2 separate regions of the Homo sapiens genome follow, and region 2 is linked to region 1. Evidence: read pairs that join two places in POLR2A ChIA-PET (ENCODE). Cell type or tissue: MCF 10A. All regions are shown on one strand. Links, peaks and the distances in the headings refer to the core of each region. The heading gives the core; the rest is flanking DNA.

Evidence for each region. ChIA-PET counts read pairs that join two places held together with the same protein. Peaks named below come from ENCODE experiments on the same cell type or tissue, not always from the same donor. Only the 100,000 strongest peaks of a DNase experiment are listed, where the experiment ranks them.
Region 2: POLR2A ChIA-PET joins it to region 1 with 6 read pairs; 1 of 35 experiments calls an interaction of 5 or more read pairs at or near these places.

Annotation. Positions count from the first base shown.
Region 1 is chr6:134,051,031-134,066,222 of GRCh38, forward strand. SLC2A12 (solute carrier family 2 member 12) reads right to left here and starts at 1,594. Exons shown (of 5, transcript NM_145176.3): 1 at 1,348-1,594. The coding sequence starts at 1,450. RefSeq lists enhancers at 9,330-9,994, 9,995-10,659. In MCF 10A, for the core only: no CTCF peak of the experiment used is centred there; DNase peaks (open chromatin) are centred at 8,071 and 9,561.
Region 2 is chr6:135,264,384-135,279,575 of GRCh38, forward strand. No RefSeq gene overlaps it. Among named protein-coding and RNA genes, the nearest start is that of MIR548A2, 33 kb to the left of the region's middle. RefSeq lists an enhancer at 6,427-7,321 and a silencer at 6,848-7,142. In MCF 10A, for the core only: no CTCF peak of the experiment used is centred there; DNase peaks (open chromatin) are centred at 6,498 and 6,848.

The DNA of each region.
Region 1 (15,192 bases), core at 7,095-9,594:
CAGCCTCCTGAGTAGCTGAGATTACAGGCATGTGCCACTATGCTCAGCTAATTTTTTTATTTTTCTGTATTTTTAGTAGAGATAGGGTTTCCGCTCTGTTGGCCAGGCTTGTCTTGAACTCCTGGCCTCAAGTGATCTGCCCACCTTGGCCTCCCAAAGTGCTGAGATTACAGGCATGAGCCACCACGCCCGGCCTCATTCTTGACGAGAAGTGTGAAAGCAAGAGAAGAGATCAGGACATGGAAGATGGAGGGCTTCTCCACTCCTGAAGAGGGCCGCTTCATGCCTCGATGTTAGGGGTCACAGGTTCGATTCCCCAAGATCAGACAAACCCACAAGGCAAACGTCAGTATTAGGACCATTCCCAAGAGAAAGGCAGATGTCTTTTGTATCATTTAGTGTATTGGATTTTGCATGAAATTTCTATATGCTGCTTGGGAATGTAATATCTGATTAAGAATACACAGCTGAGGAAAGTAGTAGGAAAGAGAAGATTTTTTGTGTTTGTTGTCATTTCATATTACAATTACTTTCTATTCCTTGCAGCACAAACTAAATGAGCAGGAAGAGGCAGCAAAAAGCGTACAATGTATTTGTGGGAATTGTAAATGTGGAAGTGAAGACCAGCCTCTGATTTATCAAAGATCATTAAATGAATTAAAACTTTTCCAAATTTCACCTTCAGAAGGTCATCATAGCAAACAAACCTCAGTTTGCAAGGCCAGTTTTAAAGAAGGCAGAACCCAGCAAAGCAAGCGTTTCAGGCTCTGAATAACGCTCAAATTCATCACAAACGTGCTGGGAATTTAAAAAGGAAGTTTGTGTTCTCATTGATTACATAACTAATAATTTTATGAAGCCTGTTTAAAATACTGATTTTTAAAACAGTGGTTATAATGTCAACTGGTTACACAGTGTCCATTTGTGACAATAAATGAAAAAGTGTAAGCAAGCGTGTGCTTGTGTGTGTTTACAAATGAGACTATCTTTGCCAGTGGACCGTTCCAATATGAAAAACATCCATACATTGTATTATGTAAACACAATCAAGGGGACCCATCATACCAGTGGTGGATGTGTAACCTGTATTTTCTTGGCACATAAGGTTCCACCAAGACTTCGATCTTCACAACATTACAGCTCCGAGCTGTCCCACGTCCCACCAGACCCTGTCCCCTTCTCTCCACTCATCCAGCGCGCCCACATGCGCGCGCGCGCATACACACACACACACACACACACACACACACACACACACACACACACGGGACTCAAGAGACAGTACACTCGGGAGATGAGTACAGCTTGCTTCTCTGCGGTCACCCGAGCACTGCAGGCTCACTTTACCTCTCGCCCAGGGAGGATGCCGGCTGCCGCTGCCCTCCGTCTCCACGGCTGTCCCCTTCTGGTTCAGCAGACTGGGGCCCTCGGTGTTTTCAACAGGTACCATGGTCACGTAGAAGTTACAGCCGCTTCCCCGCCACCAAACCGCCCCGACCACCCCCGCTCCCAGGAGTGGTCACTTTCCCCATAATAGCATGCTAAAGAAGAGTGTGGGGAAAAACTTCGGGCAAAGCTAATGTGATTTGTGACCAACTTTGTTTCTATTTCCGAAGGCTTTGCCCTTTTCGGTGACACAGGCTGTTGCTATTCCAAGCAGCCTATCACAGGCAGGGGGAGGGCCGTGAGTCAGAGGATTGTTTTTGCCTTTAGATGCAGAGTTGGAAGCAAGGGGTTAAAAGAAAGGGAACTCAGACGGAGTGTTTGGCCATTAGCTAAGGGTAGCTCTTGTATTCTAGCACCTTTGAAAAGAGGCAGAGAAAGGAAACATGCAGATTTAAATGCAAGCTGAGAGTGGGGATAGAATACTCACAGATGGTATCAGTTAATCTTGCAGAAAGAGGAACAATTTATGCAAAGACATACCAGAAGGAAAAGTGTGTCAATTTTTCAGCAAGACTGTTATTCCAAAAGTCATGGTATTTACCAGCTTACACAAAGCATAAAATACCTTTATTGTTTCAACCTGATTTTGGTCTAGGTAAAGGCCTATATCTTTCTCTCCAAGGCCTTTCAGATAAATCACAGCCTGAGACCAAAAATACACAAACTCAGAATGCACAGATTCTTTAGACTTTTTATATGCTGAGGTTATAGCAAAGTAATCCATTTCTTAATGCAGAATTGTCTTTAAGAGACAAATTAACACTGAATCCTCTGTTAGGTTTCATGTTTGCGTAGGTAGGAGGAGGATACTCCTCACTCAGAGAGGCCAGACTAAGTGGCCCATTGTGTGCGTGTGGTGGACATGTAATCTCAAACAAAATCAGGTCATGAGAGAGGATCTTTTTCTGATTTGTGAACATATTTATAAAAAAGTCTTACAGGGTTATGACATTTTACCTTCAGTTATTCATTCAACAAATCATGTTTATTAAAAAAAAAAGCCTTATAGAGGAAATTGAGATCATCTTAAAAATCATTTGGAATAAAAACTAACATGTGTGGAGCACTTATGTGCCAGAAATTGTGCTAAGCGCAATAACGCAGATGATGACTTTGAGGCAGGTACCAACATTATAGAAGAGGAAATGGAGGTTGGGTAACTTGGCTACAGTCTCACAGCTAATCAGTGGTAGAGCTGAGATTATGAATCCAGGAGGTCTAAAGCTGTAACTCTCCTATATTCTAACTTCCCAGCCTTGTCCTTCTCTAATTTTCTTGGCTTCCTATGGTTTCAGACCTACTCGACTTTAAGAAGATGCCGTGAAATATGGCTTTTAGTCATAGGCATTTCTCTGGACAGAAAAACAAATTTGTGCTTGTATAAGCAGAAGCTAAATTTTTGTTACTTCTTTTCAACATTTTAACTGAATCACTTCAAAGTTCTAAATTCACTTATTTGTACATTTCCTTTGCTTGTCATTAAATAATTCTATATTTTTCTTATCTTTCAGGGAAACAGGTAGCAAATGGAAACAAACCTATAATAATTCAACTAGTCTTTATTATGTACCCGTTGTATGTCTGCTGATAGTGCTAGAAAATGGAAGTCCTCCAGGCATAATCCAGGCCCCTTATGATTAAGAGGGTGAGAAGTTCAGAATCCCACACATCAGTGTCCCCACTAAAGAATGTGTAACGCAACCATGGTTTGAAACAACTCATTTTATTTGTTCCCAGGGTGCATTATAATTATATAGGAGTCCCAGTTTCTATCTGTGAGACACATATGTTTCCCATAAGTTCTCTATATTCTCTTGGCTTCTAACTTCTTTCTGCTCAGAACCAATGACCTCATTAGGGGGAAAATGTTCTTGCAATGGGTTAGTTGTATCATTGCTTTGTTTCGTGATCCCACAACCTGTGTTTCTAGCAGCTTCTTGGCCCCATGGGAGTGTTAGAGTGTTTGCTATAGTGCTTGACTAGACAGAAGACAAAACTAATTCCAGAATACTTTACTATGGTTAAAAGCAGTTCAACAGTTCTCACTCTGTTTTGTGTAGCCAAACCATACAGGAGATCCACAGGCATAGTAAGCCAACCAGGAGTCAAAAAGAATGCTCAGCAATGCAACTGACAACATCACCTCCTGGTGCTCCTAATTCTGTTCTTTATTCTGCTGGTGACCTGACCGGGGCCACTGGCTATCTCAAGCTCTGTTTGTACTTACCTCAATCTCTTAACTCAGAGAAAAGTTTAGGGGAGAAAATTTTTTTCACCCAGACTAGAGGGGGGAAACTCTGCCTCAATTCTGTTACGAACCCTGTACTTCTCCTTCCCAGCCTTTTGCACACCATAATGTATTTAATACAGTTAAATGCGGTGATTCAATTAAATCTGCCTTTTCTGCTAGATTGCAAACTCTATGAGAGTATGGACTATGTTTGTTTAGTTTATTATAGTATTCTGCGTGTCTGGCACTCAGCAAATACTCAGTAAGTATTTGCTGGCTGACAGACTGATCCCTGTAAATCCAATAAACTTTAGCAACACTAGAATGTATGCTCCAAGAGGGCAGGCACCTATTTCTATCTTGCACATTCGTCCAGCTCCTAACACAATGCCAGGCATGCAGTAGACACTTAATAAATATTTGTTAGATAAATGAGTGCTCACAAATAGAGCTTTTAGTGACTAAATAACTATTTAGTTTTTAAATATTAAAATCCATATGATGATTGCCTATGACATTTTGTCCTTCCTCTCTGTTTCTGCCAATTCCTTTAGACCAAGTATAACCACAGGCTATCCATCTTCCCTGGAGTTTGAGCCACTTCCATTATTAAAATCTGTTCCTCCACTCAAGGAATTCATAATCAGCAGACAGCAGACAGTTCATTCTTCATAACCCCAATAATTTTGCTACATACCACTTTGGACCACTGCTCATAGGCAATGCTACCAAATCCAAAAACACCTATCCTGACTTATAAACTGGCACAGCGGGGAAGAGGGGATGAAAGACAAGCAGCTTCACAGGGCTCGTAAACATCTACCATAGAGCATGCCTATTTTCATGGCAATTTTTTAAAAGCTTCACAAAAACCTTGTGAAGTAAATACCGTTACTTCCATTTTGCAGAAACTGAAACCGAGAAGTTTATGAAACATTTCTAAGATCAAAACATTTTCCAATGTTGAATTATAAAAATTTGAATCCCACAGGAAAACCTACACTCGACATTTTACCATGCTTGCTCATTCACATCTATATATAACAATTCTTCCATCCATCAGTCGATCCGTATTAGTTTTTATACATATCAAAGTAAGTTGAAATACTTCAGAATGCATATTATTAAATAGAGTTCAATACTAGGTTCTTTTTTTCAAGACAAAAAAGCTCCAGAAGCAACCAATTTTCTGATATTTTTCCACATAGATTACCTTTGCTTGTTCTAAACCTTAATTCATATAATGGAACCACAGAGAATGCAGCCTTGTGTAAGGAGTCTTTCACTGAGCATAGTTTTGATATCCATCCATGTTTTTATGTATATTAGTAGTTCATTTTGTTTATTGCTGAATAGTGTTATATGGGTGAATACACCACAGTTTATCCATTTTCCTATTGATGGACATCTGGGCTGTTTCCAATTCTTTGCTATTACACATAAAACTGTTATGAGCACTCTTGCACAAGTCTTTTTATGCAGAACATAACATTTCAGAGCACAGCAGTTCAAGTCCATTTGATTCCAAAACCCAAATGCTTTTCACTACACCGTATTGTTTCCCTGCAGTGCACCCTGCAGTGCACATTGATGTGGAATGCACCTTCTACAATGGTTCATTACAGTGTAAACACAAATGGGAAAATATGGTCTTTATGCAAACAAAAAAATTCCAAATACAAATTCACTTCTTGTTTAGCCTAATTGCAATAAAATATTCATCTTGGTATGATTGTTTGGAAGGATGTTTATTATTTCACTGTTTATACTATCTAAATAACTTCTCTATCTGAAAGTTTTCATTATGACTTCTTTCCTTAGGTGTAGAATATTATCACTCATAACATGTTGATTAAAGTTCCTCAAATTACAAAGTAAGTGTGGTTAAATTTATTATGGTATGTTCACTTGCTATAACATGTGATAAATCATTAAAAGAAAGACAATGTAGCAATGCAAGAAAATGTTTTTCCAATTATTTTAAGTGGGAGAATCAAAGTGGCATACAGAAAGTTGCATACTCATTACTATTACAATACTTTCTTAAAATATATGCGCCTATTGGTAGAGACTGGAAGGAAACTTGGAACAACTGAAAATAACTAATAGGTTGAGGTGGTAAATCATGTGTAAAAAGTACTGTCTTAAAAGTTGTTTGCTTAATGCTTCTATCAGATTGTATATATAATAAATATAAATTTGAAGAAAACTTCTTCATACTTAGGGCTGCCATATACCATTGTGCAATTTGGACACAGTACAACTCTAAGTGGGTCATTCTCATTTGCAGACAGCAGAAGTTTGCTTATTTATAAAGCAAATCTTCCAGAATATGACAATACTAACCTGAAGAAAGGGCAGCTTTTTCTAATTTGCTCAAAGGTACATTTGGGCAACTGATGGGGCTGTTCAAATTATCATCTCCCTTTAAATCACACCAATGTCATATCTATTAGTTTGGCCCATGTCTGTCTTTGTACTGCCCAGCTACGTGGAATGAGCACTGTTCTTCCTTTGATTAGCTATTTTTCCAAATAAAGTATTTTTAACTTAAAAATCTCTCTCAGTCCGATTGCCATGACCCTTGGATGGAGGGCATTAACAAAAAGCTGTTCAATGATTAAACCTTTCCTTGAGATTAACCTGCCTTTGATACCATGAAGTCAGAAAAAGTTGCTTGATCATACATGACAACAAGCAGTAGTTATTGGGTTGGGAACTCTGGTCTGCTTTCATTACATGTCCCTTGTTTGCCAGACAATAAGGAGGGCACTGCACAGAAAATGACTACTTTCCAAGTTTAAATAATCTGAATAACTCAGGGAAAATCTGGAGCAGAAAGCTTACTGAAATGCGAAACCTTGTGCTCAGCTTCTGAAGATGAACTCATTATATTTCAGCTCAGGTGGACATGTTAGAGCTTGTCACGGGCTTTTATTTTCTTCTAGGCTGCCCAGGATCAGAAGATCCTTCCTGTGTTGGGAATCCCCCTCTGCAAGGAAGAACCTGTCTCCTAAACAGAAGCTGGAAAGGCCTGATACTCCCTTTTCTCTTAGGACCAGGCTCTGCCAAGCAGTTCATGCACCCTGGATTTTGCATCAGAAGCTGTAGCACAAAGTAGCAGGATCTACAGGCCCCACCTTCCAGTGAGGATGGTGGCAGTGGCTCTGGCCAAAATATTTAATGTCAGAGTTGCTAGATATACACTGTTAGGTATGTGCTCAGGGGTGGCTAGATTAGCTCAAAGCAGGATTTGGGGAGTTATTCTTGACTACAGTTTCCAAGTTGGAGTTGGTTTCTGTTGCTTTAAACCAAGAACTAGGAATGACACCAGACTCAACTAGATAAGTCCTTTTTCATGTGTGCAGAAGCAGATTAATCAGGAAGCTAATGAAGTTTAAGCTGCAGGGCCCCTCACCCACACCAGCCCTTCCAAGACCCTGGGAGGCACCCAGCAATGCATTTATATAATGATATGTTTTGTAAAATTTGCTAAAATGAAATAACTGCAATCAGTTAAGACCACTAATGCTTTGCACCTGGCCAGCAACATCTTGTTTCCTTTGTGTCATGTGACATAAGGGTGGCCATGGAATATTTGGGATCTGACTTAAGATCAGTGAAGTTAGAAAAAAAATTTTTTTTTGTATTTTTTTTTTTAGACAGAGTCTCACTCTGTCACTCAGGCTGGAGTGCAGTGGCACAATCTTGGCTCACTGCAACCTCTGCCTCCCGGGTTCAAGTGGTTCTCCTCCCTCAGCCTCCTGAGTAGCTGAGATTACAGGTGCACACCACCATGCCCAGCTAATTTTTTTTTTTTTTTGTATTTTTAGTAGAGATGAGGTTTCACCATGTTGGCCAGGCCATTCTCAAACTCCTGACCTCAAGTGATCCACCTGCCTCGGCCTCCCAAAGTGCTGGAATTACAAGCGTGAGCCACTGTACTGGGCCTGGTTTTGGTTTCTCATGGATAGTTCACAAGCACTTAACTAATATAGAGTTAAGCCCTCACTAGCTCTCTTGGAATAGAAAAGACTTCCAGGAATTCTCTTGCTCCTCACTATGCCATCTCATGCCGTGCATATCCCACATTATCACTCACGTGGCACAAAGATGGAAAAGCACAGGGCTAGAGGCTATCTCTCAGTGTGAACTTGTCCTACAGCTCCCAGGGCCATGGCAGAGGGCCATGCTAGAGGACAGACTGGGTTCTTTTATTTTCTTTATATAGAAAGTAATGTCACAAAAAAATTGTGTTACAAAAAAAAGATCAAAATGTGTGCAATCAAAAAATGAAGGGAAAAAAGTATTATGGAAGTGTATCAGGTAATTCCTGGATTATGCAATTTTTGTAATGCTTGGCAGCTTTTTATCATTTGTAATTTACTGCCAGGCATGATAGCTCATGCCTGTAATCCCAGCACTTTGGGAGACCAAGACGGACAGATCGTTTGAGCCCAGGAGTTTGAAACCAGCCTGGACAATATGGTGAAACTCTTTCTCTACAAAAAATACAAAAATTAGCTAGGCATGGTGGCACATGTCTGTAGTCCCAGCTGCTTGGGAGGCTGAGGTAGGATTGCCTGAGCCTGGGAGGCAGAGTTTTCAGTGAGCTGAGCTCATGCCACTGAGCTGAGATCACACCACTGTACCTCAGCCTGGGTGGCAGAGCTAGATAGACCCTGTCTAAATTTTTTAAAAATTGTAATTTATCAAAATAAATATTCACCTTTTTTTTTTTTTTTTTTTGAGACAGAGTCTCACTCTGTCGCCCAGGCTGGAGTGCAGTGGTGTAATCTTGGCTTACTGCCAGCTCCCAGGTTCACGCCATTTTCCTGCCTCAGCCTCCCAAGTAGCTGGGACTGCAGTCACCCGCCACCATGCCCGGCCAAATTTTTGTATTTTTAGTAGAGACAGGGTTTCACCATGTTAGCCAGGATGGTCTCGATCTCCTGACCTCGTGATCCGCCCGCCTCGGCCTCCCAAAAAGCTGGGATTACAGGTGTGAGCCACTGCACCTGGCCTGTATTCTTATTTTTTAAAACAGAGCCCCCAAATTTTATAAACATCAGGCCCCACAAAACTTGGTTCTGCCCCTATGAATATGTTGGAGAAGTATAGTTCTTTCCAGATGACCATGTTTACTAAAAACCTTGTACCTCCATTCAGTCCTCCTCATCCCCATTACCACCCTCTAAATCCGGGCCACCTTATAATCTCCCACGGGAAGAGCTGCAATAGCCTCTAACAGGTCTTCCTGTGGGCATTCTTGCTTTCCTAAGCCCATTCTCCACAGTGGTGCCAAGATTTTTTCTAAAATCTAAATACTTAAATGGCTTTCAGTTGTTTTAAACTTTTCTCCAACTTCTAGTTGTTCTTAGGGTTGATCTAAATTTCTTCATGAGGCTTAAAATGCCCCACAGGGTCTTGCATGGGCTGATCCCTCCAGGTCCATCTCTTGCCACTTCCTGACTCGACCTCTGCAATCTGGTCCCATCATGAACTATATGGTGGAGATGCCAATCATCGCCTCCTTGACCTGATATTCTTTTAGACAGTCTTGTCTCACACTTTATTGTGGTTCCCATCTCCCCACCCGCTCCTGTCCCCCACCAGCCTCCAGCAAAATTAAATTAACCAGGAGTAGATGTCTCATGCTCAGGGAGCCGATAGGACAGGCTAGGGTCCTCTCTTTCAGATCCTTTTTCTCTCTGATTAGGTTAGGGGTTGTTATATCAATTGTAGTTCAGTGCAGGAACTTCAAGTAGGAAGAAATTTAGCACAGAGAATTGGGTGCTTATATTTTCACTGGAAAGCCTGAAAGATTCCAAGCATTCAGGAATGACTCCCAGAATAATACAGAGCTGACTCATCAGCTGGGCTCCTACATCTGAGCTGCCCAATGGAGCCATGAGTTCAGGAATGCATTGTTTAAACCCAGAGAGCAGACCATTTCTGCTCCCATACCTGCATTCTCTAGGAAGCTATAGATACTGGAATGTCACCTCAGGAAAATCTCGTATCTGCCTGATTCCCTAGGATAGCAGAAACTCCCCAAAGAGGAAAACAAAAAGAAAACAAACACACTCCCTTCATATTCATCTTCGTGCAGGTGCATCTAACTGATATCTACACCCCTACTGCAAGGAAACCTGGGAAATGTAGCTTTCTAATCAATCTCTCCAGTGGGAGGGAAGGCAGGATGGAAGTTGAGAGGGCCACGCTGCTGTATCCGGCATCATAGTGAATGTTTGTGTCAATAGATCATATGAGCTGGGGCTTCAGGTCTGGGCCCTAGCAGGCCAAAGCTGAAGTTGTAATAGCAGGAGCAAAAGGGACATGCATAATAAAAGAAGCGTGAGTGCTGGACAATGGAAACTCACAGAATGAAGCAGAAGCAGGACTCTATGGCCCCACGACAAGGGTCTTGGCTTTGGGTTTTCTGTGAGGCCTAGCTGTGGTGTTTTTTGTTTGTTTGTTTTTTGACGAAGTTTCACTCTTGTTGCCCAGGCTGGAGTGCAATGGCGGAATCTCAGCTCACTGCAACCCCTGCGTCTGGGATTCAAGCAATTCTTCTGCCTCAGCCTCCCAAGTAGCTGGGATTACAGGTGCCCACCACCGCATCCACACCTGGCTAATTTTTTGTATTTTTAATAGAGACGGGGTTTCACCATGTTGGCCAGGCTGGTCTCGAACTCCTGACCTCAGGTGATTCACCCATCTCGGCCTCCCAGAATGCTAAGACTACAGGCATAAGCCACCACATCCGGCCCTGGCTGTGTTTTACACTTGCCCTTCTATGCTGAGGGACTGACTGATATCCTCTTTTCTATCCCCGCTCACTCCCTATCCATCCCCATTTGCAAGGCACTTCTGTCTTCTCTGACCTTCCCTCCCCCGGGGCTGGGCCAAGTGCTCTCCTCTCTGCTCCCAGGGCACATATTGCTCTCACAGACGGAGCATTAAACAGAGAGTGCTGTGATAATTCACTAATCTGTTTTCCCTATTAGTGTGTCAACACCATGAGCACAAGGTCGTGATCACCTTGTTCATACTCCTTCAGAGTTTGGCATGGTGTCTGAAACCTTGAGTTGCTCACTAAATATGTATTTAAAGAAATCCAGGAGAAAAGGAGGAAGAAGAAAAGGGTATACACAATCAAACTTCTGATCAACCTTATGTTGTTTCATTGCAGCATCCTTTTGAAAGTAGGTTCTAGGCCTAGTCTTGGTTCTAATTCTGGCTGTACCACTTACAAGCTCTAGAACCTCTTTAATGCCTCAGTTTCCTTTTTTCTAATAGATAAGGACAACAATAGCAGCCATCTCATAAGCTTCTTGTGATGATTAAATGAATTAATATATAGAAAGTAATTAGAACAGTATCTGACCATAGTCATCTGCAATAAATGATAGCTGTTGCTGCATCCAAGGGACTCCATAGAAGTATATAGTAATAATAGAAAAAATGCTGGGACAGGGCACAGTGGCTCACACCTGTAATCCCAGCATTTTAGGAGGTTGAGGTAAGTGGATCACTTGAGCCCAGGAGTTCAAGATCAGCCTGGACAACATAGTGAAACCCCATCTCTACAAAAAATACAAAAATTAGCCAGTTGTGGTGGTGCATGCCTGTATTTCCAGCTACTCAGGAGGCTGAGGTGGGAGGATCACTTGAGCCTGGGAGACAGAGGTTGCAGTGAGCCGAGATTGCACCACTGCACTCCAGCCTGGGCAACAGAGTGAGACCCTGTGTCAAAAAAAAAAAAAAAAAAAAGAGAAAGAGAAAAAATATTGGTTCAGGAGTAAGAGAATATAAATTCTAATGTTGGAACTTTATTATCCATGACTTTGGGCAAGTCTTATAATCCCTTTAGGTCCAGTTTCATCATCTCTAACACAGGGAGACATATACTTGCCTCATACAAAGCTGTCAACTGCTTGCCCAGAAGCAAAGCTTTCTCCTCTTGGCAATATTCCTGTAATTTTTTTATCAGGGTCAGGGCAGGGGGGATTGCATATTGCATGCGGATTTGATGTACTTGTCAATTAATGTTTACCACTCTCTACCTGCAATGACAATTAGATACTCTATCCCTAAAATGTTAGTCTTGAGAGGTAGCATTAGACTACACCCGAATAGAACAGCCATTCCCAATGGCAGAACTCAAAAAAGACCATCTATTTATCAGTTTCTATGTCATGTTTCTCCTGAGCTATTCTGTTTTTTCCCCGAGACAGTTCTTCTTATTTCAGTTCTATGAACCAAAGGCCAAGCAACAAATTCATTTTTAGCTAGTGTTACCCAGAGTGCAAAGATTCCCTAACATAAACTCTCTCAAAGGATTTTAGTTAAGAGAAAATCAGTTGAAGTATTTGAAAACATCTTAAAAACTATTAAGGTGCTATATAAATATGAACCGTTCACCAAGGCAACAGCAACAGCAACTGTAGAAGAGAATCAAGTTAATGCTTAGTCCATTTGTTTATCCATTCAAACCATGCTCTCCCTTTCTAAATAAGGATAGAAGCAGCATATGACAGGAGACTGGCAACTGAAACAGTGGTGAAAAACCAGAAAGGTCCAGGCATCTCTAGTTACAATAGCATGGCCTGACTCAGCATTTCATAGAGGCCCATACACAACTGGAGCCCCCTGGTGAGATCTTTTAACTCCCAGGTGAAAATCTGGGGGCTGCCCTTACCTCCCAGGAGTGGTGAGATAGCTGCCAGGAGAAGAAAGTGCAAGTGTAAAGGATTGAGGTATATTTCCATTCTTCAAGCTCCATCTTCAGAGAGGCTACTCCATGAAATGGCATTTGTCAAAGTTGCGATCCTTCTCTCCCTGTTGGGAAAGAGAGCCGATACTGGAAAGCTGAGAGAATCAGCTTCAGCATGAAAATAGGACGGGACTTGCTAGGACAGAGCTTCCAAACTCATCTTCTGCAGAGCTTGTATGACCACTGAGATGTTAATAGATATTCTGTGGAATTAAAAAATGAGGAGGCTGTTTCATCATTCAAAAAGTTTTGAGAAATTCTTCACATTATATGCTGTTCTCAGGACATAAAAAAAGTTTCATGTCTAAGAAATTTTGCTGTATACATGTGTAAACAGTTTTAGCGTAGATTTCCTCGCACTTTTAAATTTTGGATTCTTAATTTCCCTGTCCCCCCTGCCCCCCCCCCAAAAAAAACCTGCTAACGTTTAAACGAACACAGTTTGGGAAATCTGCGTTAAGTCCTTCGTGGGAGTGGGGTTGCTCAGCTCACAGTAGGCCACGAACCTGAATTTTCTCTTGTCTGCTGCCCCCTTTTGATAGATGGAGGGAAGAGCAGGCTTCCAGTGCAATGGACAGAAGAGGGAGCCTGCAAGTTGGTAACAGAGTCTATTAGGGAAAGAGAGAGTCACTTGAATCCTCAGAGCTGCTCCTGTCAACTGCTTTGTGCAGTTTTTGTGACTTATTAGCTGCTTGTTTGCACTCTATCTACGCCTGCCCAGGTGTGTTTGGGCCCTAGAGCGAAGGGAGCACAGGCGTTCATTTAGAAACTTATCCCTCCGTCCAAATATTGGATGCTTACCATGTGCCTGGTGCAATGCAGGGTGATACAAAGAGGAAGATAAGTGAGGCATTCTTATCGAAGGACCAGACACTCTTCCAGCCTGACTATATTCATTACACTCGTGCCTGACCTTTCTTTGACTCTAAGATTCTTCCTTTCTAAATGTGAATCTTAAAGACTGAAGTCTTTGATCTAAGACTGCTTTCTTATCACATCACATCCAACAACCAACTTTTCACAGCTTCCCAGATCCCAAATTCTGTTTAGCAAGGACACTTGGATTTTTTTGTTTTTTGTTATAAATGACCTCTTCAGGTTCATATTTTCACTATGTCCAGAATTCTTATTTTATTCTGTTTTGTGCTGACATTGGAGGCAGAGTCTGTGTCACAGAATACACCACTAGGGGTTACCCTGGACATGGAAGGGTATTCACTCGGGGAAGAAATTTTAATGGAATTTTTAATATCTAGAGCTGTCATTATCCTGTGATGGTTCACAAGAAATGGAACACTTAAAAATTTCTACAGAAAAAAAGGAAAATGTCATGAGGCAGTTTTTAGTACTTCCATCCCTTTCCTGGCTGCTCTAACTTTACAGGTACTTGTAAGTGGCAATTAAGCACTTTTTCCTAATTCCAGAGTCTTGCCCCACTTCAGAGCAACATAGAGTGGCCTAGACAGGCTGAGGTACTTTGCCGCTTCAGTCATCATTAATCTATGGTATTTACTGATGAGAAGTAAAGTGGTAGAAGAAAAAAAAATTTTCTGTTATCCTGGGCACTTGGAAATGAATGTATTCTCACAATCTGTTCTCAAAACAACTTACTGATTCTGGGGTTCTGGAAGCTCTGATGTGCAGGTGAGCCTTTTAAATTCCTCACTGTTGGAGCTCCTATCTAGGACTCACTGGCTGGATGAAAACGGTTCTTTTTATTGCTTTCTGAATGTCTGCTAGACAGGCGTAAGCAACACCTTATATCTGCCTTCTGAAAAAGGTAAAAGAACTGGGACCCATCCACCATGCTGGACAGCTCGGCAGTGGCAGTGGCCTCCCCCAGACCCTGTTCCGAGTGCTCCACCAACAAACTCACCAGCAGTCAGAGTCTAGCCTCTCCCCAAACTTCACCTTCATCACAATTCATTTTAAGCCCTTCCACAACCCAATCAACTCTAGATCTACTTAATGGATAATAATTTGATCTCATGCAAACTGCACTTTCCTCTTCTCAGAATGATCCTTCTACCCCTTAATTAAACATTTGAGAGTGAAAGAAGAGAAAATTCGGGTTCAAAGATTGGTAAGTCTAAGAAACCTAAGGAAAAGGAGTTAGTAAACATGTTAATCAAAGAGTGAGCACTTTTCGGAAGCGCAACATTCAGATACCTTTCTTGATTGGATTCCAGAAGACTATTTCTGGGAAGAGGAGATTTGCATTTTTCTAAAGTCTTCTACCCACAGCCTAACCACCCTAGGGCTTTGAAATATTTTTTTTCTGATGTGCAGTCATAATTGAATAAATAAAATGATTCCTGATCATTTCTTCTCTTCAGCTTTATAATGACATCACTAGGAATCACAACATGTAAGGATTGAAAGTGACCTCAGAGACTCTAGTTCAGCGCCCCCTTTTGACAGGTAGAGAAATTGAGCCCCCTCCATGGTTAAGTGGTTGGCCACATGGTGACTTACTCAGTGGCTTTAGTTTACAAAGCAAACCGCTAATTATTAGGTAGTAGAATTACTACTTTCATGTTATCTTTAATTTTTAAAATTATCAAAAAACATTAGTTAAGTCTGTATCACTGGTGCTGCAGAACCTGAACAGGTGCTGCTGTGGCCTGGGCCCTACAGATGCAATTCTCACATTGCCCCACCCTGAGAAAGGACCGACAAGGGAATCTGCTTGTCCAAGTTCGAGGGGTTGGTGAAGAATAGGACAAAGGCCGGGCAC
Region 2 (15,192 bases), core at 5,868-8,367, 1.2 Mb after region 1:
ATGTAAATAACACAGAATTCTTTGATATAAATATGTCCCAAATATTGCAAGTTCCAAATGTGGCACGAGGCATATGTATCTTAAAAATGATGTACTGTTTATCTGAAATTTAAATTTGACTGGGAGTCTTGTATTTTATCTGGCAACTCAAGGAAAAGATTTGAACCCTGCCACTAGCATAGGGCCTTTCCATTCAGGGCTCATCCCGGGTTCCTGCCTGAGGCCTCCACACCTCCCTCCAGAGTTTGGTGGAACTTTTATAACTGTTCCAATAAGTGGCTTCTCCCTTGACTGGAGACCCTACCCACCTCCATGCCTACACGCGCAGGGGTCCTCGCCTGTCTGGACAGAATCTCAATATCTGAATCATGCATGGAGCATACCAGCCACACAACAGGAATTACACACTTCATCACAGTTTATCTGGTAGGCGTAGAAGAGCTTCGTATTTTTCTTTGGGAACACAAAGCTCAGTTCCCCCAATGACCATGCTGAAAAATCCCAAGGACAGTAAGCTTCATGACAGATACAGTGGCTATTCAGAGGAGAACACATCAATTTCTCTTACATATCAGAGGATTAAATAGTCAGCCAACCCTAAGACATGCCCAGGAGGGCCGGGCACGGTGGCTCACGCCTGTAATCCCAGCACTTTGGGAGGCCGAGGCAGGCGGATCACGAGGTCAGGAGATCGAGACCATCCTGGCTAAAACGGTGAAACCCCGTCTCTACTAAAAATACAAAAAATTAGCCGGGCGTAGTGGCGGGCGCCTGTAGTCCCAGCTACTTGGGAGGCTGAGGCAGGAGAATGGCGTGAACCCGGGAGGCGGAGCTTGCAGTGAGCCGAGATCCGTCTCAAAAAAAAAAAAAAAAAAAAGACATGCCCAGGAGCTATTTTCAGCTCTGTTTTAACCTGTTGAGCTCCAAATAGAAACTTCTATATTTTTATCTTATGTTACGCCTCCCTTGAGGGAGTCAGTCTATAGGGTAGTGAGGTTAAAAAGAAATAACTAACAACTTTCAAGAAAACAATCTAAAATAAGCACCTGTGTGGCGATTATAAAAATATACAAATTTCCTTTGCCTCTAGTGGTCATGTTGAAGCCCACACATTTGTGATGTGCATTGAGCCACACAGTTCTTTTCCATTTGCCCTTTTAGGTGAGATCTGCTAGATTTCCTCCCTCCCCCTCACATGATCAGTGCAGGATTTCTTGCTTTCTCTTGTTGAAGCAGAGTGATAATACTGTTTAACCCTTGATTCAAATATCCTGGGTAATGGCCACATGCCCCGTAATGAAATACGTCCAAAGATTAGCTGGAAGTCCCGGGCCTGCTTCTCTTACTAACTCTGGCTGTCTCAGTAGTGTTTACAAGTGTCTCTAGTTACCTCCCTTTCTCCTTTGCTTAAGTGGGCACGAGATTTTGAATTCCTTAATAGATTTTAAGTTCAGCAAGAACAAGGACCTTGCCTTGTTCACTGTTCTATTGGTTTGCTAGGGCTACCATATAAAATATCACACACTAAGTGGCCTAAGCAACAGAAATTTATTTTCTCACAGTTCTCATAGTTCTGGGGGCTGGAAGGCCAAGATCAAGGTGTTGGCAGGTTTGGTTTGTGCTGAGGCCTCTCTCCTTGGCTTGTAGGTGGCCGCCTTCTTTCTGTGTCCTTACATGGTCTTTCCTCAGTGCACGAGCCTTTGAGTGTTCTTGTCCGTAAAATTTCCTCTTCTTAAAAGGACACCAGTCAGTTGGATTAGGGCCCATGCTAACAACCTTATTTTAACTTAATAGCCTTAAAAATTTTATTATTATTTTTATTATTTTAGAGACATGGTCTCGCTCTGTCACCCAGACTGGAGTGCAGTGGTGCAACTATGGCTCACTGCAACCTTGAACTCCTGGGCACAAGTGATCTTCCCACTCCAACCTCCTGAGTAGCTGGGACTACAGGTGTGCATCACCACATCTGGCTAATTTTTAAATTTTTTGCAGAGACAGGGTCTCACTGTGTTGCCTAGGCTGGTTTTAAACTCCTGGCCTCAAGTGATCCTCTTGCCTTGGCCTCCCTAAGTGCTGAGCCACTGCGCCCAGGCCTTAATCATGTTTCTAAAGGTCCTATCTCCAGATATGGTCACATTCTGAGGTTCTAAGGGTTAGGGCTTCAATATATGAATTTCAGAGAACATGTAATTCAGCCCATAACAGTCACCATTAGTCCAATAACTAATGTAGTGCCTGGTACATGATAGATGATACATCTTTTTGTACTCATTTGTTGAGTGAGTTCAAAAACTTTGATAATGTCATTGGTGAGGCACATTTACTTAGAGCTTCTTGTTAAGCCAGAGCATCGGGTTTTTAAGCTTCTTTCCTTCCTACACACCTTAATGGTCATCCGTTGTGTCATGGAAAGTCATCTGGTCATGTATATAACTTGTATGACACCCTCCCTTCCACAGAGGATGCTGTATAGTAAGCGTGTGTCTCACACTCGCAGGCAGAGAGCCTGTCCTATCCACGTCGTTGCCACCTGCCCTACGTGCAGCAGGCTGCGATGGTGACCCAGGCTCCCAGCTGTCATTCTCCAGCCCTCCTTTTGGCAAATGCTTGACATGCATCTCCACATTTCCTTTATTTCCTTCAAATTGGGAAGAAAAAAAAATAGAATCTGTCAAAGATCTCCTGCTACTTGTGTGGGGAGAAGGGGAGCCTCAACAACTTACCCATTGTCTAGGCGTTGCTCTACCAGTCTTTCAGGAAAAAGAAAAAAAAAAGCCCCAAAACTTTGATCCCTGGGGAGGTGAAGCGGAAGTTGATCTTCACCATTAAATTTTTTTATAGATAGCAAAGTCCATGCTTCCACCTGCATCCAAAGCACAGAGGCAGCTGGCAGAACAAAGCACCAGAGAAAAATAGCTGACCAGAATCTCTTAAATTGCCTGTGTACAGGTGCAGCTTGTTTTTCATCTTGGTGGCAGCCACTAGTGATTGACAATGTTTTACCCAGAGGACTTAACCCTTTTTTTGCCTAGATGAGCCAAAGAGACCAGTCTCATGGTTTAGAAAACAGTTCATACCCCTCTGTAGGTTCTAAGCATTCAGCCCAAAGGCATGGGAACTGTACTTCGAACTAATGCCACCTGCAACAAAAGAAGGAATGACACGATGTCAGAGAAAAAGTTTTAAAAAAATATTGCTAGGTCTCTCCAGCTTTGAAGCCAAGGCTGGGGCATGTCTTATTTTTTTAATCAATAGATAGATGGAGACAGCATGTGACGAATGTGCCTCTGGAATGGGATGCGTTACAAGTTGAACTCTCTGGGTGTTAAGTCTTAAGCTACCTGTCCCAGAAAACCAATCCCTTTATGCCCTCAGCTTTTTTTTTTTTTTTTTGGATTACCATTAAACAAATTATTTTAGATGGTAGCAAGCAGTAGAGAGGAGACAACATCGTGCGGCCTAGTTTAAAAACCTCCAAAGACAGAGAACTGGGCAGCTTCACTGGTCCTGAGCTGGTTCGGTTGTGTTTCCCCCAGGATTCCCATTGCATCTCACCTGGGTTACTTTTCATAGTTGTGTGCAAGGACATTTGCCACTGGGGAGTCCCCCACCCAAGTGGTTGCATTTGTGTGGAGACCAGACAGACAGGACTATAGGGAGAATGCTCTCTCTCTGGTGGTTTTGAGGGAGCGTTGATGGAGGAATGAATTGGGAGATTACACTGGGATGTGGGCAATCTTTATTAAAGGAAGAAGCAAAAACTGTGAGTACTGCAGGAATGGCTCTCAGGACCATCACAAGAGTTAAACATTTGGAAAGAAGCTAAGCACAAGGGAGGAATAACCTCCTAAACACTGAGCCCTCCTAGGGAGAGAAGGGAAGTTGGTAACTGGTGATTATAAGCTAGCACTTCAAGGGAAGGCCCCAGAGCTGTTGGGGTGGGGGCGGAGGTGCTCCTCAGCAGGGTCCTGAGGCAAGGCAAAGAGCTTGCTTTAAAAATATATGTATTACTTTTTTTAGAGACAGGGTCTTGCTGTGTTGCCCAGGCTAGACTGCAGTGATGCAATCAGGGCTCACTGCAGCCCTGACCTCCCGAGCTCAAGTGACCCTCCCACCTCAGCCCCCCTGAGTAGCTGGGACTACAGGCATGTACCACCATGCCCAGCTAATTTACTTTATTTGTAATTTAACTTTTGTAGGGATGGGGGTGTCTGTATATTGCCCAGGCTGGCTTCCAACTCTTGACCTCAAGCGATCCTCCTGTCTTGCTTCTCAATGTGTTGGGATTACAGGTGTGAGCCACAGTGCCCAACCAAGAGCTTGTTAATGAAGTGTTAGTAGTGTGGATCCCATGGCTTCTCATTCTGGTAGCTGCATTGTAAATCACCTTCTCTCAGCACAAGGAACACTACAGATGACCATTCTTGATGATGAACATGCCCGAAACATACCGTAACACAAGCACAGAGCATGAGCTCAATAACTCACAGCCATGGAGCAGTGTTTTGGCTTCTGAATGGAAAAAATGACATGTACACAACTCTGATACTTCCTTAAAGAGGCTTAGTAAAATCATCACACTTGCCCAGCCAGGGAGCTCCCCATTCTATGTCTTTGGCTTTGACATGGCCTTTGAAATGAGTCCATGCGAGGTTGAAGGCATCTGTCTAGATGTTCAGGTCTCCATACTCACACCTGTTAACCTGGCAGTAAAATAATCAAAGGAACTCTGTGGCCTGGAAAGCAATCCATCTCATTGATAAATCAAACCTTTTGTATGAATCTTGATAAAACTGTGTGGCCAAAAGTGATTGAATTTAAAAATTTTGAATTTTCATGAATTGTTTTGATCTTAGACATAGATCACACCTGTTAGTGATTGTGCATGAAATAAACTACCAGGATTATGTGGGAATCATAGCCTTGGCACCATGGTGGTAATCAAAATGAGGCAGACGCTTGGATGCAGGTCAACTTCATCAGAACAATAGGTGCTGTCAACCAGACAGAGATACTGTAAGGAGTAGCCTCAGACATGCTACAAGCCGAGGTCAGGAGACGCACCTCCTCCCCGTCGGAGTCTAGGGTAGGCATATCTACACCAAGCCTCTGCTTCCATCCAATTCACAGAAGCTGCATGAATGGTAAGAAGATCTCTTTAAGTTCTGCTTCAATATTTATCCCTTTCACTTGTACTGCTGTCACCACTACAAGCTGGAAGCAGAGAACTCCCAGGCCCAGAGAGGCCCATGGGGACACTGAGAGCTGCTGATTTTCTTTTCCCTTTGGCCATTTTATGAGGGAGACACCACGCACATTCTAACAGATTCATGCACAAGGGGTTATAGTATGCTCTATATTCTTGGCCTTGAAAATTTTTTTTTTAAGTTTGTAAAGGTAATTATGATTGTTTACAGTACTGAGGGCAAAGCCCCACCCTGGGCTCCAGGCCAGGGGCTCTGGGAGTTGAGTGTAGTGGGGTGAGCCAAGTCCAAGACAAAAGCACAATTATGCTCACCTAAAAACCCACACTGGTGGTAGGGGGATGAAGGAAACACCTACACAAATGGGAGGTGTGTGGAGGGAGGGGCTTCCTTTGAAGTTTTGCATAAATCGTATTAATTTTTTTCCTATAGAGCTGGGAATGAAGATTCTTGGTTTTCATCCTGTATCTCTTATTGAGTATTGAGCTGTGCCATAAGGAAATGGGCTTCCTTCTTACTTGATTTGCCAATGTTTAAAACTGAACTTTAAAGAAAAGAATTTTGGAAGAATTAAGAGGAAAACAGGACACCTTGTACAAGGTTTCATAAAGCTTTCTTAATTTTTTTGGCCAAAAGAAACAAGTCAGCCCCGGTGCAGTGGCTAACACCTGTAATCCAAGTACTTTGGGAGTCCGAGGCAGGCGGATCACCTGAGGTCAGGAGTTTGAGACCAGCCTGACCAACATAGTGAAACCCCATCTCTACTAAAAATACAAACCAAAAACAAAAACAAGAACAATTAGCTGGGCGTGGTGGTGCGCACCTGTAATCCCAGCTACTCAGGAGGCTGAGGCAGGAGAATTGCCCGAACCCAGGAGGCGGAGGTTGCAGTGAGTGGAGATCGCATCACTGTACTGCAGCCTGGGCAACAGAGCGAGACTGACTCAAAAAAAAAAAAGTACTCAAGTCAGACACCAAAAGACTCTCTTTTTTAAGCCCATCTCCCTTCTTTCTGATCCAGGTCCGTTTTCTACTTATGAAAGTTTAAACACCACAGGGTGAAAAATTGTTGCTACAGTCTATTGGGTTCGCTGGGTCAGGAAATAATTAGCAAATACTCAACTACTTGCATACGTTACCTTCCTGTTAACTCTGCTGTACTTTTTCTGCCTGCCGGGATTAAGGCCAGATGATTATTTGTCCTAATGTTATGAATCATTGACAAGAAAAGCTTGTAATGGCAGTGTTGACATGCCTTTACATCCATTGGCACCACAAGGTAACCAGGAGCAATCAGTGACAGGGAAAACTGGAACATATTGTGGAGGAAGCGGGGGCGGGGCCCCCTCCCTGGCCTCAGAATGGCTGGAGCAGGAATTCCTCACTACCTGCTTCAGTTCCCAAAAGGCAGGCTCTAGAGATTTGGTACCACAGTTCAGAAGAACAACCACAGGGAGAAGAATTTTCCCCTTTAGTCCAGGAGGAATATGATTTTTAGGAAACAGACGCAGAAACCTGACCTTGGCTCACAGCCGCCTTGGTGAAGCCAAGGGCTAAGTTTCGGGGCACTGGCCTGCCCTTCATTGCTGCACACACCCAGATACACACACCTGAGAGAGCTTGAGCAATCGGCTCTGTACGCCCAGCTCTGCACTGCCTGGCAGCAAAGAGGAAAGGGGAATTACAGGCAGGCTTGACTTGAAACACTGCTCTGGCCCCACCTGAATTCCAGGTGCCCCAGGGAGTCCCTTCAACCACCTGGAATTGAGGCTGTTTCAAGGTACAGATGCAGTGTGTGTTTGTCTTGCTTTTGTTTGCACCTTCTACCAGCTGGAAGCCAGAAGGTGTGGGGCTCTGCAAACAATTTTGATGTAAATAAAGAGAATGTAAGAATTAAAAAGACACCTTGCAGCTGAGCCCAGGGCAGAGGGGCGGGGGTACAGGCTAAGAGAGGAGGGAGGTGGAAAGCGGGGAGGAGTGGAAATAGATTTCCTCTAGGAAATAGAAATAGACACAGGGCCAATGTGGGATGATGTGATCCTACTGCATATTTTCCATATGTTAATATCCCTCCATACGATTCCTCCTCAGATCGGTTATTGATAGATAGAAAATAAGCCTGTGGGCCTAGATCTGCCTCTGCTCTTTATTTATTGAATGTGCCTACTATGTGCCAGCACTAAGGTAAGCACTGGGAATAGATGTGAAAACACATTATCATGTGACAGACAGCAAATTAACACCTACGATGAGGCTGTTTATGGTGCAACAAGGGCTGCGAGTGACAAAGGGCCATCTCCGTCTCCTTAGGACAGTGAGAGAACATGCCAAGAAGGAAGATCTTCCACAAGGACCTCTCCTTTCATCCCAAAGCAACCCTAATAGTCATAATTCTTACAAGGGTGTGGAACGCATTGGGGATGGTCTTCTATTCACCATTCTTTTTGGACTAGGATAACTTCTCTGTATCACATAAATTTCGAAGAAAAAAAAAAGTTTACTTAAACGTTAAAGGTTTTTTTGTTTTTGTTTTTTTCTTTGTTACCCAGGCTGGAGTACAGTAGCACAATCACAGGTCACGGCAGCCTCGACCTTCTAGGCTCCAAGCGATCCTCCCATTTCAGCCTCCCAAGTAGCTGGGACCACAGGCACATGCCACTATGCCTGGCTAATTTTTTTGTATTTTTTTGTAGAGACAGGGTTTCAACCATGTTGCCCAGGCTGGTCTCAAACTCCTGGGCTTAAGCGATCACCCCGCTTTGGCCTCCCAAACTGTTAGGATTACAGGTGTGAGCCACTGTGCCTGGCCTAAATGTTAAAGGTTGATGTAAATATATAAATATTTCCAGAGCAATATGCAACCATGAGATCATTTTGATCAACCTATTTTGTTGAAGATTGTTTTGTAAAAGGTATTAGAAATTTGGAAAATACTAAATGTTTAGCTTGCTTCACTGTTTTTCTTTTTCTTTCTTTCTTTTTTTTTTTAGAGACAGGGTCTCACTGTTACCCAGGCTGGGGTGCAGTGGTGCGATCATGGTTCACTTCAGCCTTATTCTCCTGGGCTCAAGCAATCCTCCCACCTCAGCCTCCCAAGAATCTGGAACTACAGGTGTCTGCCACCACACCTGGCTATTTTATTTCTTATTTTTTGTGGAGACGAGGTCTCACTATGTTGTGTAGCCTGGTCTGGATCTTACTCATTTTTTAATAATAAAAAGTTACTTTTTGTCAACTGTGAGTGGAAGAAGCATTTAAAAGAAGCTAGTTCATTTTAAAAGAAATACAGTGTATAGTTTGGCACACTCAAGGGCAGTAACCTAATGATTAAGAGGGGAATTTTGGAGTCAGACATCCCAGAAATCTGATCCTGACACCCCAACTTAAAAGCTGTGTGATCTCAGACACACTGTTTAACCTTTCTGAGCTTTAGGGTTTTTGTTTTGTTTTCAAATGGAAGTAGTAATATCTACCTTGTAAGTTTATTCTGAATATTAAATGAGATAGTGCACATTTCCTAACAAGAATCCTAGTTTACCTAGTGTGTGCTCAGCAGATGCTAGCTATTATTAAAATTAGTCTATAATTATGAATAATTATAACAATAAACACTTTTTCTTTTCCTGATAAATTATGACTCTGTACATAGAACAAAGTAAATTGGAATAATGGCAATTATTTTGTGAACTTAATAGCTGCAGCCTACTAAAGTGGTTAAATAAATTTTTAAGCAGAGTGATGTGGTATCACTAAGAGTAATTTATTTATATTATTTTATTTTATTTTATTTTATTATATATATTTTTTGAGACAGAGTCACCCTCTGTTGCCCAGGCTGGAATGCAGTGGTGCGGTCTCGGCTCACTGCAACCTCCACCTCCTGGGTTTAAGCAATTCTCCTGCCTCAGCCTCCTGAGTAGCTGGGATGACAGATGCTCGCCACTGCACCTGGCTGATTTTTGTATTTTTAGTAGAGACGGGGTTTTGCCATGTTGGCCAGGCTGGTCTCGAATTCCTAGCCTCAAGTAATCCACCTGCCTCGGCCTCCCAAAGTGCTGGGATTACAGGCGAGAGCCACCACGCTTGGCTAAGAGTGATTTATTTAATATGATAAATGCCAAAATTACATTTCTCTGGCTGTGTAGACAGAGTGGGTGCCATAGTGAGGTTACCCACAATGGCCTCCATTCTTAAGGAGCTGACCAGACTAACATTGATACTTAGAAGTATAGTTACACAAATCCTCAGAAGGAGTATAAACTCAAAAGTTGAAAGCACATCAAGAGTAAATTAAAGGTGTTCAGCAGCATTGCTGTCAGTCACATAGAAACCCGAGTGACAGTGCCCTGACCATGAGCAGATGAGGCTGAACTAAACTAGTGCCAGAGGACGTTGAGTTCCATGTCTTTCCTCCATCCAGTCAGTATAAGCGTGACTTCTACACCTCTGCCTCGTGGTCATCAGGGTGCTCTTGAAACTTTTTTTTTTTTTTTTTTTTTTTTTAGATGGAGTCTCGCTCTGTCGCCCAGGCTGGAGTGCAGTGGTGTGATCTCATGGTAACCTCTGCCTCCTGGGTTCAAGTGATTCTCCTGCCTCAGCCTCCTGAGTAGCTGGGACTACAGGTGCATGCCACCATGCCTGGCTAATTTTTGTATTTTTGGTAGAGATGGGGTTTCACCATGTTGGTCAGGCTGGTCTCGAACTCCTGACCTCGTGATCTGCCTGCCTCTGCCGCCCAAAGTGTTGGCATTACAGGCGTGAGCCACTACATCTGGCCAAAACTTCTAATGTCAACACTGCTGGCTGGGCTGGATATTGGGCTTGCTTGTTGAACAAAGAGTTGTTCGAAGCTTTTAGATTTTTTTTTTTAGATTATAAAAATATGGGTGATGCAAAGGACTAGGTTCACTTAATGGCACGAAGACTAACCCAAGGAACTGTGAATCCTTATCGTTGGATGATCAGACTCAGCCACAGTGATGCTCTGGACTTTTGTTTATGAATCTAGGAATCTTTTCTCTCAGATAACTATTGAAATTGTAAATAAAAAAGTGACCGAGATATCAGATTCACAGGCAACAATGTTTAGATATACAAATTTTTAGAAGTCTTTTGAGGGCTATTTACCCACAAATGAATGAGAATGCAAAATATGATGCAAAGCAGATTTAACCTTCTGGCTAATTTGCCTCAATAAAAAAAGTTAAAGACATAAAAGGAAGATTACATCCCACATTTTAAGATTGTGTCTTTATGTAAATAAAAAGTTACTCAGCATGCACTTCAGGCATGAGTGAAGGTCTCTAAGTTCACAGCGTGGAAGGGACTGCCGTCTGGGATTCCCCAGCATCAGGAGCAGACTGAGACAGTGATCAGTAGTCGTGTTAATGGTTAAATTTTGAGTTCAGTGAATGCTACTGGCTGAAGTCAGGCAGAGAAGAAGAAAAAAGGGAGCCAGAAATGAGAAAAAAAGAGAGTGTGATATAGGGAAGAGAGAATGAAAAAAGAAAGAAGACAGCTGTGACCACGGGAAGCTATGGTAGAATGACTAATGAAATACTTTTAGATTTCTCCATAAATTCCCTATTCTTGCTGGGCATTTAGAATTTTAAAAAGATTATATTCCATTTGAGAACATTCTGTGATACTGAGCAATTATAAGAATTGTCTCAGGCAGAAAAGATATATTGAATAATACATGTTGATTGATAGATGGAGAATATTAGTAGATTGTTATTTCAGCCTTTCTATTGTGATCCACACCCAGGTCCGAACAGCATTTTCAGCCTCCTACTGTGTGCCAAGTCAGTGGCTGGTGTCATGCATACAAAGATGTGCATGATAGCATTTCTAACTTTCGTGAGCTCACAATCTATAGGTATGTCAGTTTCAATGTTCTGTGCTAATGTCTTGATAGGCATTAGGTGTAGGGCATAATGAGAACACTGGGAGGTAACTCACCCAACGTTAACAGATCAGGAAAGGAATCTTAGTGCATGTGACATTTGAGATGAAACCAGAATGGTAATACCCAGGAAAGGCACTGGGAAAAAACTGTTTTCAAGTAGCAAGAACTCAAAGGCTTGGAGTGTCAATGGTCATCGGAGGGAAGTAGTATGGTCCTGCTGCCATGTGAGCAGAGGACTTCCACAGCAAGCCAATGAACCTGGAAAAGCCACAGGAGTGGATCCTGGAGGCTTTTGTCCACACTGCTGAGCTGCTTGTACTTTTTCAGCTGAGATCGGGCACGTTCAGGGTGGTATGGCTGTAAACGATACTTGGACTTTTACAGGTATCAACCAAGTTTCTTAATTTTTCTGTCACTTCCAAGGTGACTGAATTTCATTTGTGGTATCAGAGGGCACAAAGATAGATGTATAGGAATTATTCTAGGCAAACAGGAAGATCTCAATGGATTTAGGATAATGGATGGGGCTTCAGTGTGGAGTTTTAAGGAGGCTGTGGTATGGTCAGGCTTGCATTTCATGAAGTGGTCTGTGGTACTTCCAGCCTGGTGAGTTGATCTAAAGAAGCCTTAGGTCAAACGGAAATATATTACCCCTTAATAGAAAACACAATTTATTTGCATTTGAACAATAACTATTGGATTTGAATATACAATGCATTAAATGATTGTGTTTTGTTTGGCTCATAAAAAGTTTTCGAAAAAGGAATTCTGGTCTTTTCTGCATATCTCTTTTTCCCATTTACAAAACATAAAACTTAAATGCTCTTACTTGATACAAAAACATAAACTGTGGAAAGGACACCCTGTTTCATAAATGGTGCTGGAAAAACTGGATAGCCACGTGTAGAAGAATGAAACTGGATCCATATCTCTCACCTTATACAAAAATCTACTCAAGGTGGATCAAAGATTTAAATCTAAGACCTGAAACCATAAAAATTATAGAAGATAATGTTGGAAAAACTCTTCTGGACATTGGCCTAAGCAAAGAATTCATGACTCAAACCCCAAAAGCAAATGCAGCAAAACAAAAATAAATAGGACCTGATTAAATTAAAAAGCTTCTGCACAGCAAAAGAAATAATCATCAGAGTAAACAATGCACAGAATGGGAGGAAATATTTGCAAATTATGCACCTAACGAAGGACTAGTATCCAGAATCTATAAGAACTCAAACAAATCAGCAAGAAAAAAAAATCCCATCAAAAAGTAGGCAAATGACATAAATAAACATTTCTCAAAAGAAGATATACAAATTGCCGGGAAACATAAATAAATGCTCAACATCACTAAACATCAGGGAAATGTAAATTAAAACCACAATGAGATATTACCTTACTCCTGCAAGAATGGCTATTATTACACTTGATCTTAGCCAAAAGGCTGAGAAGCGATAAGAATGGCCATCATTAAAGTCAGAAAACAATAGATGTTGGCGTGGATGTGGTGAAAAGGTAACAGTTTTACACTGCTGGTGAGAATGTAAATTAGTACAACCTGTATGGATAACAATATGGAGATTCCTTAAAGAACTAAATGTAGATCTACCATCAACCCCACTACTGGCTATCTACCCAAAGGAAAATAAGTAATTAAATGAAAAAACACATGCACACACGTTTATTGCAGCACAATTCACAGCTTCAAAGATATGGAACCAACCTAAGTGACCATCAACCAATGAGTGGATAAAGAAAATGTGGCATGTTGGGCTGGGCGCGGTGGCTCACACCTGTCATCTCAGCACTTTGGGAGGCCAAGGTGGGTGAATCACCTGAGGTCGAGTTCGAGACCAGCCTGGCCAACATGGTGAAACCTTGTCTCTACTAAAAATTCAAAAAAAAAAAAAAAAAAAAAAATTAGCCAGGCATGGTGGCAGGCGCCTGTAATCCCAGCTACTCTGGAGGCTGAGGTAGAAGAATCGCTTGAATCAGGGAGGCGGAGGTTGCACTGAGCCGAGATCGTGCCATTGCATTCCAGCTTGGGCAACAAGAGTGAAACTGTCTCAAAAACAAAACAAAAAAAACAACAAAAAAAGAAAATGTGGCATGTATACACCATGGAATACTACTCAGTCATAAAAAGGGACAAAATAATGTCTTTTGCAGCAACTTGGATAGTGCTGAAGGCCATGATTCTAAGTGAAGTAATTCAGGGATGGAAAACCAAATACCATACGTTCTCACTTAAAAGTGGGAGCTAAGCTATGAGGACATAAGGACATACAGTGATATATTGTCTTTGGAGACTCAGAAGGGGGAAGGTGGGAGGAGGGATGTGGGATAAAAAACTATATATAGGGTACAACGTACACTACCTGGGTGATGGGTACACTAAACTCTCAGACTTCACCACTATATAATTAATCCATGTAACCAAAAACCACTTGTACTCCAAAAGCTATTGAAATAAAACATATTTTTAAAAATTCTCTTATTTGACCTGTGTTGGGATTTCATATTTTAGATTCTTGCCTAAAAATAAAATACACAAACAGAGAATTGCAGCAAAAACACAAACATAAATGACTACAGGAAGAGACCATAAGTTGATTCCAAAAAACATATATCTAAATTAGCCTTACTAATTCATAGTTGTGTCTTACACAGGGAACACAGATTGGCTTGTCTTATAATTTATTTCCACATTTCTTCGATGTCAGTAAAGAATTTTCCTGTTTGGAAAAACATAGCACTGGGCAGAGGGCACCTGGGTTCTGATCAATTGTTGGTCTAGTCATTTGACTTCTTTGTAACTGGTTTTTAAAAGTGGGAGAATAATGCTTTTTTTTGTCTACTAAAGATTGTTAATGAGGCTCAAGTTTGGTAGAGTATGGAGTTCCTCTGACAGCCACTGTAGGGTGACAGCAGCCATAATAAATATATGACAATTTCAAGGTGAAACAGAGTAGAAGAGCCAAGGCTCCTGGTTCAAGTGTCTGTCAACAAACGGGCATTCAGCAATTAAGCTGTTGAGTAAGTGAATGTGTACACATTCACATTTTGACATACACATACATTAAAACACATATTTAAGTGTTAAAATTATTGAGGATCCTAAATTATAAAAATATATTTAGGAAAGTAGTCCTTAATTCCAGCTACTGGTAGGTAAATAGAACTAGTCACACTATCTGTATCCAGTTGTCAATATAGTCAAAAAATGAAAATAAATGGTGGGGAGGGCGAGAGGAGGGAGAGCATCAGGGCAAATAGCTAATGTATGCGGGGCTTAAAACCTAGATGACAGGTTGATGGGTGCCGCAAACCACCATGGCACACGTATACCTATGTAACAAACCTGCATGTTCTGCACATGTATCCCGGAACTTAAAGTAAAATAAAAATAAAAAAAAAAACCTAACATCCTCCCGCCATGTGTGCATAGAAATGTCATTTCTCCTGACTCTCTGATGCCACCTTGTTTACATTTTTTACCTACTTTTACCCTCATTTATTCAAACTCATCATTTGTAATAACCTGGTTTTATTTTTTATTTTTTTTTAATTTTCTTTTTTCTTTTTTCTGAGACAGAGTCTCATTCTGTCGCCCAGGCTGGAGTGCAGTGGCGCGATCTTGGCTCACTGCAACCTCCGCCTCCTGGGTTCACATGACTCTCCTGCCTCAGCCTCCCGAGTAGCTGGGATTACAGGCGCACACCACCACGCCCGGCTAATTTTTTGAGTATTTTTAGTAGAGACGGGGTTTCACTATGTTGGCCAGACTGGTCTCGAACTCCTGACCTCGTGATCCGCCCGCCTCGGCCTCCCAAAGTGCTGAGATTACAGGCGTGAGCCATCGTGCCCGGCCTATAATAACCTGGTTTTAAAGTGGGATTTATCAGAACATAGACCGTGTTCTATGAGGGATATTCAGTTTTAGTTGTGTAGGAGGTTGAGAAAATACAGGACTTTTCAGCATTAGGATTTGATGATGCCGCTTTAGGTGAGAATGTCCCCTAAACAGCGGGAGTTGGCAGGAGGAGGCAGGGTGCTGCCACGGGTGTCTGTGGTCCT